Regions from separate parts of the Mus musculus genome. Here region 1 is linked to region 2. A link is a loop called in an ENCODE intact Hi-C map of the cell type or tissue named here. Cell type or tissue: heart. All regions are shown on one strand. Links, peaks and the distances in the headings refer to the core of each region. The heading gives the core; the rest is flanking DNA. Region 1 overlaps Yeats2 (YEATS domain containing 2). Region 2 holds the start of Psmd2 (proteasome (prosome, macropain) 26S subunit, non-ATPase, 2).

Region 1 (5,382 bases), core at 162-5,161, 440 kb after region 2:
TTTTATGGGTCTTTGTAATCTTTGACTACTTCAAAGGCTGAGGCTCCTTAGTATCTATCTGCTATCCTGTCTTCCTGATCAAGATTGTTCTGCTATCAAAACAGCTAGTTAATTAACAGCCTTATGAGAGTCTCACTAAAAGCCAACGTCAGCCTCTGCTTCCAGAATGTTGAGATTAGAGAGGCACACCACCATGTCTGACTTTGGCTCTTTTATTTTACGTGTTCGCACTTTTAACCATAATATATTCTTTTATTTATCTCCTTTTAATTTCTCTTAAAATGTTTAGGGTTGTCCCTATAAGATTTTTTATTTTAACTTTTATTATTAATGGCTGTGTGTGTATGTGTGCCAGGACTGTGAGGGCTGCCACTGAAGGCAGAAGAAGGCGTCAGATTCAGCTCCTCCAGGGCGAGGCTGGGAGCTATAGGCAGCTGTGAGCTTGGGATGTGGGTACTGGGATCCAAGCTAGGTCTTCTGCAAGAGCATAAGAGCTCTTAGCTGCTGAGCATCTCTCTAGCTGACACATCTGCCGCTCTGGTATTTTAATTTTATTTGGTATGCATGCATATGCATGTGTGTGTGTGTGGGGGGGGAGTCAGAGAACAACTTGTGGGAATTTGCTCTCTCGTTCCACTGTATGGGCCCTGGGGCCTTAACTCAGGTCCTCGGAGCCGTGGTGGCAAGTACCTTCATCTACAATGGCCCGGAACCATTGTTTCTGTCCCATCTTCCTCTTTCTACATTACTGGATATTTGGTATTGCTGAGTCTTCCCTCTCTTTGGTTTACTGAAAAAAGGTTTTACTGTATTTAATGGTTATGCACCTCACTGAACATTTTACTTTGCTTAAAACCAAAATAAGGACTGGTGAGGAGGCTCAGTGGGCAAAGAAGTGTGCTGCCAATCCTAACATCCTGAATTAGGTCCCGGTAATTCATATGAACAGAGAACCAACTCTTGAAAATCGTCCTTAAAGTTCTATATGGGTGCCATGGTGTGTACATGCCAATGTGCACACACACAGTTAATGTAATAAAACTCCAAAATAAAAGATGCTCTGTCCTGGTCCAAAATTAAACACACTAGTCTGGTGTGGAGCAGCATTAATGCTGTCACAGCAAATTTTGCTCAGGGGCAAACAAACGTTCCCTATCCATAAATACTGTAGGTGTTGTGAGTCACACGGTCTCTGCAGGAACCAAACTTTTGGGAGTCTGAAAAATACTATGAAGGCAAATGGGAGTGATTGTATGCCAATGAAGCTTTACCTACAAACCCAGGCCCTGAATCAGTCAGCTATACTCTACTTTAAATGAGCATTTAACAAATTATAAATCCACCTGCCAAGATGACGGGATTCCAGAATGCCTCAAGAGCAGCAGCCTGGTACAAATTTAAACCACACTGTTTCCTGCACATGGGAGGTGTGTGTATTCCCAACACAATCCAGGGTGTGACAGCTAACTGAAGGACTGACTGACACAAGAATTACTGATAGTGTTGTATCCACAAAGTAGCAGGCACCGGGGACTATTACACTCGAAGCTTTGACTATATGAGTCCGTCACTGCTAGGTGTCATAGATGACTGTCACTGTACCCACCTTCTACTATCAGGGATTCTTACATTCAGGGATATACTGCTAGCTCAGTGTGCTCCCACTAAAACTCCCTTCTCACAACTATGCTGCCTAAATGGATTGCTAAGTGCTCAAGCTCCAAAATAAGTCCTTAAAGTTTTGTCTCTATTGTTTTCTTAAACCAGCATGCCCCCTTGACCTCCCTACAACTATAGGGTTCTCTACTTTGCAAAAGTCTGGTTTACACAAGCCCATACAAGTTTATATCCATTGACCTCCTTACAGCTCAAGGGTTCTCTACTCTTTAAAAGTCTGGTTTATACAAGTCCTGTCCCTGAGAGCCCTGGACATAAATCCTGGACTGCACTATGCCAGTAATCACTTTTCAGACTACTTGTCTGGTACTTACCGACCACAGTTTGCTATTTATGCAGCTTTCTTGAACCAGGTTATAAACTGAAGGCAAAAATGATGCCTGATAATGCCGGGCAGTGGTGGCGCACGCCTTTAATCCCAGCACTCAGGAGGCAGAGGCAGGCGGATTTCCGAGTTCGAGGCCAGCCTGGTCTACAAAGTGAGTTCCAGGACAGCCAGGACTACACAGAGAAACCCTGTCTCGAAAAACCAAAAAAAAAAAAAAAAAAAAAAGATGCCTGATGCCCCATAATGTCAATTTCCTTTAGACTATGACACTGTGCGTAGTATGTGTTTGTCAAACAGCTGACAGATGCTGAAACTCAAAGCTGAACCTTTGGAACAAAGATACTGTGAGGTCCTACATACCTTTGGCAATTGCTACTGGAGCAGAGCTGGGGGCAGCTTGATTTGGAACACTTATGGGCAGGACAGTAGTAGGTAATTTGCTGGTAGAAAACGACTGAACCACTAAGACACAGAAAGATGAGAGTATAATAGTGACAGAAATTAGTATTTTCCTTAATTTAATCTTCAGCAATTTTATATATGCATATAATATATCCTGGCCACACTCATTCCCCCATGTTCTCTTATGCTACCAGCTTCCCTGTCTCCCAAAAGCTGCTCCCACTGCCCTGTCTTTTTGTTTTTAGACTGACTTTTAACCAGCACTGCACACATGGGCCATGGTGTGGAGCTATCTACTCAACAGTGTTTAGACCACTAAAGATGGCGCCCCTTTCTCTCAGTAACCATCAACTGCCAACAGTGCCCCTGTGGAGGGGCTGGACTTCTAAGGTCATCTCCTATCCAAGACAGAGCTGACAGGCCCAGCCCTGTGCAAGCCCTGGGTAGGTGATCACCAAGGCCACTGCATTCCTGAGTGTAATGGCCATGCTCTGTCCAGAAAACAAAGCTTCACCCTACTCCCACCCTATGGCACTTACATTCTTCCCTGTCTTCCTTGAGACAGAAATTATTTTTATTACAAATAACCCAACTCCATGTTGTCAAGAGCCCATTTTAAGTGTACACCACAATCTTAAGCTGTGCTGCCCACTAGTGGCAGAATAACTGAGTTACAGCCTCCACTATGGACATGAGGGCATGCCAGTAAACTAAGAAAATAAAAATGCAATAAAGCCAACTCACAAACGCTCAAGGTGTTCTTTTTTGACACATCTTTAGAAATGGGCAGACAGAGCCAAGCTACAGTGCTCAGGGGACACAGGTGCTTACCACCATGCATCACAACGGCCTGAGTTAAATCCCTGGGACCTACACTCTAGAAGGAGAACTTAACTCACAAGTTGTCCTCTAAACTCATATGCCTGCATGCACCCACTCATGCACATGAAATGAAACATAAAGGCTAACTGACAAGCTGTACAAAACCAAGAGACATCCTACCCGGTAGGAGGGTTCCCAAGACAGAGCTGCGTCAGTACCAGGGTGGCACGCACCTTTATTCACAGGCATCAAGACAGTCTGCACGCCACCAGAGGTATTGATGCTTAGTGGCTTGAGTTGACTGGGAATTGTCAGGACAGCCTGCTGGGGACTGGACTGAGCGGAATGAACTTTTAGCAACCCTAAAGTGGAAAGACAATGTCAAGTACAGTTAAGGTATTTCCTTCAAGCTCCTGCCCTCTCTGACACTCCCAGTTTCTCCCACAAGCAGTGCCCAGAACAATCACTCTTTAGTAAATAAAAAGTTGGATGCAGGAGGCAATGGATAATGGAGATTTTACAGTAAAACTCTGATATAATAATTTATTTTTCTTCTCTTCTCTTCTCTTCTCTTCTCTTCTCTTCTCTTCTCTTCTCTTCTCTTCTCTTCTCCCCCTCCCTCCCCCCCTTTCTTTTTTTGGTTTTTCAAGACAGGGTTTCTCTGTGAAGCCCCGGCTGTCCTGGAACTCACTCTGTAGACCAGGTTGGCCTCGAACTCAGAAATCCGCCTGCCTCTGCCTCCCGACTGCTGGGATTAAAGGCGTGCGCCACCACACCCGGCTATAATTTATTTTTCTTTTTTCTTTCTTTTTTTTTTTTTTTGGTTTTTCGAGACAGGGTTTCTCTGTATAGTCTTGGCTGTCCTGGAACTCACTTTGTAGACCAGGCTGGCCTCGAACTCAGAAATCCACCTGTCTCTGCCTCCCAAGTGCTGGGATTAAAGGCATGCGCCACCACCGCCCGGCTAATTTATTTTTCAAGTGTCCTTGTCCTAAAACAACAAAAAGCATAACAGGAAGGCAAAGCAGTAACTGCTGCCAAGACACAGGCTTTGGAGTAAGACAATGACCTGGTGTTTGTAGTTTTCAAATTCCTGTTTTTAATGAAAATATTGTATGCTAAGCAGTTGAAAAGCAATAAAACGCCGGGCAGTGGTGGCTCACACCTTTAATCCCAGCACTTGGGAGGCAGAGGCAGGTGGATTTCTGAGTTCGAGGCCAGCCTGGTCTACAGAGTGAGTTCCAGGACAGCCAGGGCTATACAGAGAAACACTGTCTCGGAAAACCAAAAAGGAAAAGAAAAGCCATATAACGGCAAAGGTTCTGATTATACACTAACCAGTGTTTAGTGTCACCCAATGTCCTGCTGATGCTTGCGACCCTCCCTGATTATCTCAACAACGTCTCTGTTTTTTCATTATTTCGGTGTTTATATATAAGAGAATGTATATCATGCAGGCCTGACTTCCTTAACCTTATTGGGGCCTATGCTATAGAAAAAGCTTTTTCTTCTTCTTTTTTTTTGGAGCCAGGATATGGAAGGAAGAGAAAAAGGAAGCACCTCCAAAGGCATGTCTCAATCATGGTGGGGTGGTGCACAGCTTTAATCCCCATACTCAGAAGGCAGAGGCAGGAGACTTGGGCCAACCTGGTCCATATAATGAGTCCATGACTCCACCGAGTAAGGGCACTTGCTGCCAAGCTTGGTGTCTGAGAACCAACTCCTTAGCTGTAGTCTTCACTCCCTTACCCTGACACTGAATGTGCTTTAACAAAGTAGCCATCTGGAAATATATCTGGCTTATTTAATGATATACTATACAAAATATGAACATCGTTGTCTAATGAGAAAGAGGGGGAAGGAGTGTCGTGGCACTTACCTGACACTGTGGCTTTCCCAGAGATGGAGCTTGGTGCAGATACCAGGGACGCGGCAGTGCCGGCAACAGCAGCGGGGCCCTTGCAGGTTGCCATGGTGGCCTGGCTTACACACACTTGTGGCTGACCAGGAGTTTTGATTATAGAACCAACAGAGGATGACACAGGGGTTGATCCTTCAGACTGTTCAATTAGAGCGACAGAAGGGAAGTTAGGAAGATGGCGGCCCTGTGACTTTCCCGGGGCAGCGGCTCACACAGCACACCAGTAAACAGC
Region 2 (5,375 bases), core at 376-5,375:
CCCAGGTCAGTCTCTGACTTTATTTTTATTTTTTTTAATTAAAAAAAAAAAAGATTTATTTATTTATTATATATAAGTATACTGTAGCTGTCCTCAGATACTCCAAAAGAGGGCATCAGATTTCGTTACGGATGGTTGTGAGCCACCATGTGGTTGCTGGAATTTGAACTCGGGATCTTTGGAAGAGCAGTCGGCGCTCTTAACCACTGAGCCATCTTGCTAGCCCAGTCTCCAACTTTAAATTAATCTATGTCTCCATAAGAATTTGAAGTGCTTTAGAAATGGGTTGTCTAAGCTGTTATTCCCAATACAATTAGAACAATTAACAGTCCCTCCAATGCCCACAGAGCTACTCACTGTTATTCTCTAGGTGGGTTTTGTAGATGTCATCAGGCACCTTGGGCTCCATGATGTCCAGCTGAAAAAAAGCCAGAGGGTCACAACTGCTTCCCCAGTACTCCCCTACCTAGCTGTCCCTTCTGTTCTCCCACTGAATAGCAACTTTAACCAGGGAGTCTATTGAAAGGTATTAGTCAGGGAGGTAGAATGACAGAACTTCGGCCAAAACCCTTCAGGACCAAGAGGAGACCCTCACCTCCCGAGCTAAAGCCAAGAAGTTGCTGTTGAGCTGGACATTGGACATGATTTCTGTGAGGTCTTCATATTCCTCTACATCTTCACTCAGCTCCAGGAACACTCCATGCCGACCCAGCATGAATGCCATCTGCTTCTGGACCACCCTGTGGGGGAAGCGGTCACACCTGCTCACTCTTAGCCACTATGAGACAGAAAAGCCTCTGTGTCGCATCAGAAACTGCTACGTCTCTGATTTTTACACAAAGCACATACACAGACTCATCTTTCCTTTTGCCAATTTCTCTACATACACATCTTTGCAGGAAGTGAAAATGTCTTCTACCAGTTCCATGTCATTGAGCATCAGTGCCAATCTCAGAGCTTCAGGGAAACGGCTAAACTTTCGGAACACGCCCAAGGCGCAGCGCAGGAGGGCAGAGTTCTCAGGTTCTGGTACATAATTCACACAACTACAAAGTCAAAAGTAGTACAATTTCAGGACGTGCAACTCATGTAACTTATTTAAATCCCTTCCCAAGTATACACACTGAATGCCTACTATACAGAAGGCAATGTAGCATGTTCTAGGATTACTAAGGAGTCACAAAGTCTCTTCCTTCAAGAGGAACCCTAAGACTCCCTGGAAGACGAGTGCTACCTGCTCTCCTGTACTCACTCACCTGGTGAGATAGAGGCAGACCTTGGCGTAGGCGTTCTCATCAATGTCCTTCTCTAGCATGTCCACCTGCTCAATTTCCATGAGCAGGTCACAAGCCTCGTGCTCTGCATTGTGAGCCATGTTGTAGGGGACGATTTCCTTTACCAAGGTAAGCAGTGGTTCCCGCTGTGCTTTCTCTGCATCATCCAGCTCCTGCCACTCCTTGGCCACCTCTCCTGCCAGATGTCTATGGATAGATAGACTTGCTCATTAGGGAAGCATGTTGCTGGGAGTCAAGGAATTCAGTGTCTGGGGGATTCAATACATTCAGTTTCCCAAACAAACAGAATAATGACCCCAAGTCCCTTCTCATGTCCATAAAGAAAATGCCTTACCTGACGTATTCATGGCCCCATGACGCCAGTTCTTCCTGGGAGCCCACGAGCCGATACTTGAGGCACTCCCGCTCACCACTCATGGTCATGGCCAAAACAGAGATGATGTCAGCTGCAAAACACTAGGAAAACAGCATGTGCCATTACAGAATCAAGATTACTGTCCACAAAATTCACCTATAAAATTCAATATATACTAGTCTCTATACAGAAAAGTTCCATGCTAAGCCTCAAAAAAAAAAAAAAAAAAAAACCCTAAAGTTGGTGTTGCTAGCTCCCTCTGAAGCTAACCTAACTCAAGAGTAATAAACAATGGGGGAATCAAAGAAAGATGCTTCTGCCGGGCAGTGGTGGCGCACGCCTTTAATCCCAGCACTCGGGAGGCAGAGGCAGGTGGATTTCTGAGTCCGAGGCCAGCCTGGTCTACAGATGAGTTCTAGGACAGCCAGAGTTATACAGAGAAACTCTGTCTCGAAAAACCAAAAAAAAAAAAAAAAAAAAAAAAAAAGCCAGATGCATCTGGGTTTGGGTTGTAGTGTGTTTCCCATTACACCACAGTCTCATTACATCATATTGCCTAGTTTGGCCTCAACATTCTAGACCCACCCAGCATAAATTTTAATTGCAATAATAAACTACTAAAAGGTGGTAATAATAATAGCAGCATAATCTAGGGGTCTGAAAAACAGGCTCAACAGTTACAAAAACATGCTGCTCTTGCAGATGACCTGACTTCAGTTCCCAGTACCCACGTGGTGTTCACAACAGCCTAACTCCAGTTCCAGGGAACATGTTCCCAGCCTCTGGCCTGTGCAGACATCACACGCACAGGATACACATACATACATACATACAGGTACGGAGGCAAAACATTCATCCACATAAATACAAAACTGAATTTTAATTTTATTAAAAAAATATTACTTTTATCTACTATTATTTATTTATAATTTAAATATTCTACCTAAATAACTATAAATTAAATGATCTAGAAAGATCACTGTAACTGCAGTATGATAGGCAGATGATGTGGGAGTCAAGGACAAAAGCAAGCCAATTAGGAGGCTACTCAAAATACACTGCAAAGTAAAGACTTCTGGGTCACAGTTGCACCAACAGGACAAATGTGACTCAACTGAGGGTTTTTAAGACATAAAAGGGGCTCACAACCATCCGTAATGAGATCTGACGCCCTCTTCTGGTGCATCTGGAGACAGCTACAGTGTACTTAGATATAATAATAAATAAATCTTAAAAAAAAAAGACATAAAAGGGATGAATGTACATGGGACAGAAGAGAGAGAAGGGACATTAAATATAAGCCTTAGAAAGCCAGGCATACTGGCTTATGCCTCTAACCCCAGCACTCCAGATAGAGGCAGGAGGAGGAGGAAGGTCATAAAATAAAGTTCCGTCTAGGCCACACAGCCGAGTTTGAGGTCAGCTAGAGGGGCTGGAGAAAAGGATCAACACTTAGGAGGACTTCCTGCACGCTCATGAAGATCAGAGTTCAAATCCCAGCACCTATTAAGACATCCCAAAAACCTCCAAAAACCAAAATCAAAAAGACATCCCAAAACCAACTATAAAGACCGAGGGTCTTTAGGCATGCATAGGCGTGACACTTATGCATATGCACATGCATACAAGCACATGCATTCAGGCACACACATATATGCACACACTATAAAAATTTTAAATTAAGTCAGAAACACATCGTGCTAAGAAAATCTTAAGATATAATGAAGCAGAAACTTCTAAGGAGCTGAGAAGCATTCTCAGGCTTTCCACTGGAGAATCAGTCTCACTGTGATGAACTTTCCAGCTAGATGGGGTCCACTAGGCTTTCAGTGACTTAGCATTAAAAAAGGAATTATTCAACTGGACAGGTCCCAGCCATATTCTGAATTACCTTATTCTCCCCAGGGGCCATGTTCTCATAGATTTCCTTCAATTTGCCATAGTGTGGACGCAGAAATTTGAGAGGCTTGGGTACTGAAGTCATGGAAGTTGTAGAAGAACGAATTTGTCTTCTCAGTTCCTCCAGAGCTGGTCGATATAGAGATGTATCTTTCTCCTAATAGGGGATGTTAATGCTCAGACCAAAAGGAGTCACATTTCTCCACATCACGACCCATACATACTTAACCAATGCTTTGGTCAAAGACATAACTGGCTCCTATTTCATGATGCCTCAACCCCTGTAAATGACCTGAGACCCATGACCCCATTTAAATACCCTTTGTAACTCTTCCCTCAAATTATCGTAATATCTAATATGTGGTATCTAATTGTTGCCTCAAAATGAAATAGAGTAAACAAATGAGAAACATCAACTATACTCCCCCTGTAGTAACATCTTGACTCACCCCGAGTCGCTCCACGAGCATCTCCAGTTCATCTTGAAGCTGTTTGTCCTCCTCAGACTGGAGGGTTAGGGGAAGAAGCTCATCAAAAGTGGGGACCCGAATCACATTCTCCTCCCACTTACCCCGGGACAGGTGAAGAGTGTGAATGTCTATGGACAAGAAGAGGGCGTGGGATAGGGAAGCAGCCCTATAGGAAAGGCTGTCTACCTTAGGAACCAGGCAGACTCTGCTTGGAAGCCATTCTAGGAAATAACCAAAGAACCGCGATGTGATGGTGAGGGCCTCAGGGAGTGACAGTGCGTAATGGGGCGGGCAGGGTATAAAGAAAGGGTCGCCCCATCCTGAGTCTCCCCGGTGCGGTGGGCAGTACGGAGTCGGGCCCGAGGCCTTCGAGCCAGCAGTGACTCAGCCCAAGGCCTCCTCCTCGGGCTCCCCAGGCTGCGCCTCACCAGCTCCTGCTCTTTGTCTTTTTCCCCGGCATCCCTTCGCTCCTTGCCACTCGACTTCTCGTCCGCGCCGCTGGGGGTTGTCGCGGAGGGCTGTTGGGACTGCACGGGTGTCTTGTCTCGTCCACCCTCCTCCATCTCCGCCACTACTGCCGGCCTGCTGCGCGCGCACCTGCTCGCACCGCCCCTTTTCCCAGAAGGCCACGCGCGTTGTCCTCCAGACCGGAAGCGCCCTGCGGATCCCGAGTCCCGCCCTCTGGAGCAGGACGGGAATTACTGTTCCGGCTTCCAGCCCGAACGGCTACTGTTGAGTTAGGGTGTCTCTGTGCGTGCAAGGGTGGTCTGACTGCAGAGATGCCTAGCTCTCCGATCCTGTAGCTTCACCACAACTGGATGCATGGTACGATGAGAAGGTCATCCTGAAGACAGGACGTCCATACATGTTCATGCTTGCTTTAGTCCTCTGTAGGAGATTTCTATGAGCTCAAAACTCTTCAAGTCTTGACCGAGTCTGTGTGACTTCGGTGTAATTATGCCACTACTACTGTGGAATAGTAACCGCAAACCATTTCCCCCAAAGTGAAGATGAAATTTACTTATTTATTATCCCAGGTTAGCCTCGAACTTACTTTCTAGCAGAGAATAACTTCATTACAGACATGAGCTGCTGATGCGTGTAGATCTTGGATTCTAGGCATAACCATCCATTTCCACTGCCAATGACTTCTTCAGCCTTTGGAGAGAGATTGAACAGCCCATTGCTGCTCTGCCTGTTCTATAGCCGTATAGTCCTCTGTAGGAAATGTCTACCGGTTTCTGTTTCTATGACTTCTATCACAGATAAGAATACATACATACGTACATACATGCATACATATATCAGGCACATACCATATGTATGGTATATAAATATTTAGTATGTATATTTCAT

What was found. Hi-C counts contacts between places; a loop is a spot of excess contacts. Peaks named below come from ENCODE experiments on the same cell type or tissue, not always from the same donor. Only the 100,000 strongest peaks of a DNase experiment are listed, where the experiment ranks them.
Region 1: a loop joins it to region 2, with 2.6 times the contacts of the local background. A loop is called at or near these places in 2 of 42 quality-filtered maps.

What each region holds. Positions count from the first base shown.
Region 1 is chr16:20,211,476-20,216,857 of GRCm38, reverse strand. It overlaps Yeats2 (YEATS domain containing 2), which reads right to left. Exons shown (of 31, transcript NM_001145930.1): 21 at 5,109-5,289; 22 at 3,463-3,591; 23 at 2,366-2,467. Among named protein-coding and RNA genes, the nearest start is that of Gm41431, 22 kb to the left of the region's middle. In heart, for the core only: a CTCF peak has its summit at 3,067 (motif pointing left); no DNase peak of the experiment used is centred there.
Region 2 is chr16:20,650,924-20,656,298 of GRCm38, reverse strand. Psmd2 (proteasome (prosome, macropain) 26S subunit, non-ATPase, 2) reads right to left here and starts at 4,647. Exons shown (of 21, transcript NM_134101.2): 1 at 4,448-4,647; 2 at 3,999-4,055; 3 at 3,542-3,706; 4 at 1,630-1,751; 5 at 1,257-1,481; 6 at 888-1,046; 7 at 596-740; 8 at 358-418. The coding sequence starts at 4,582. In heart, for the core only: CTCF peaks have their summits at 2,806 (motif pointing left) and 4,688; a DNase peak (open chromatin) is centred at 4,628; H3K4me3 peaks cover 2,235 bases; H3K27ac peaks cover 1,341 bases.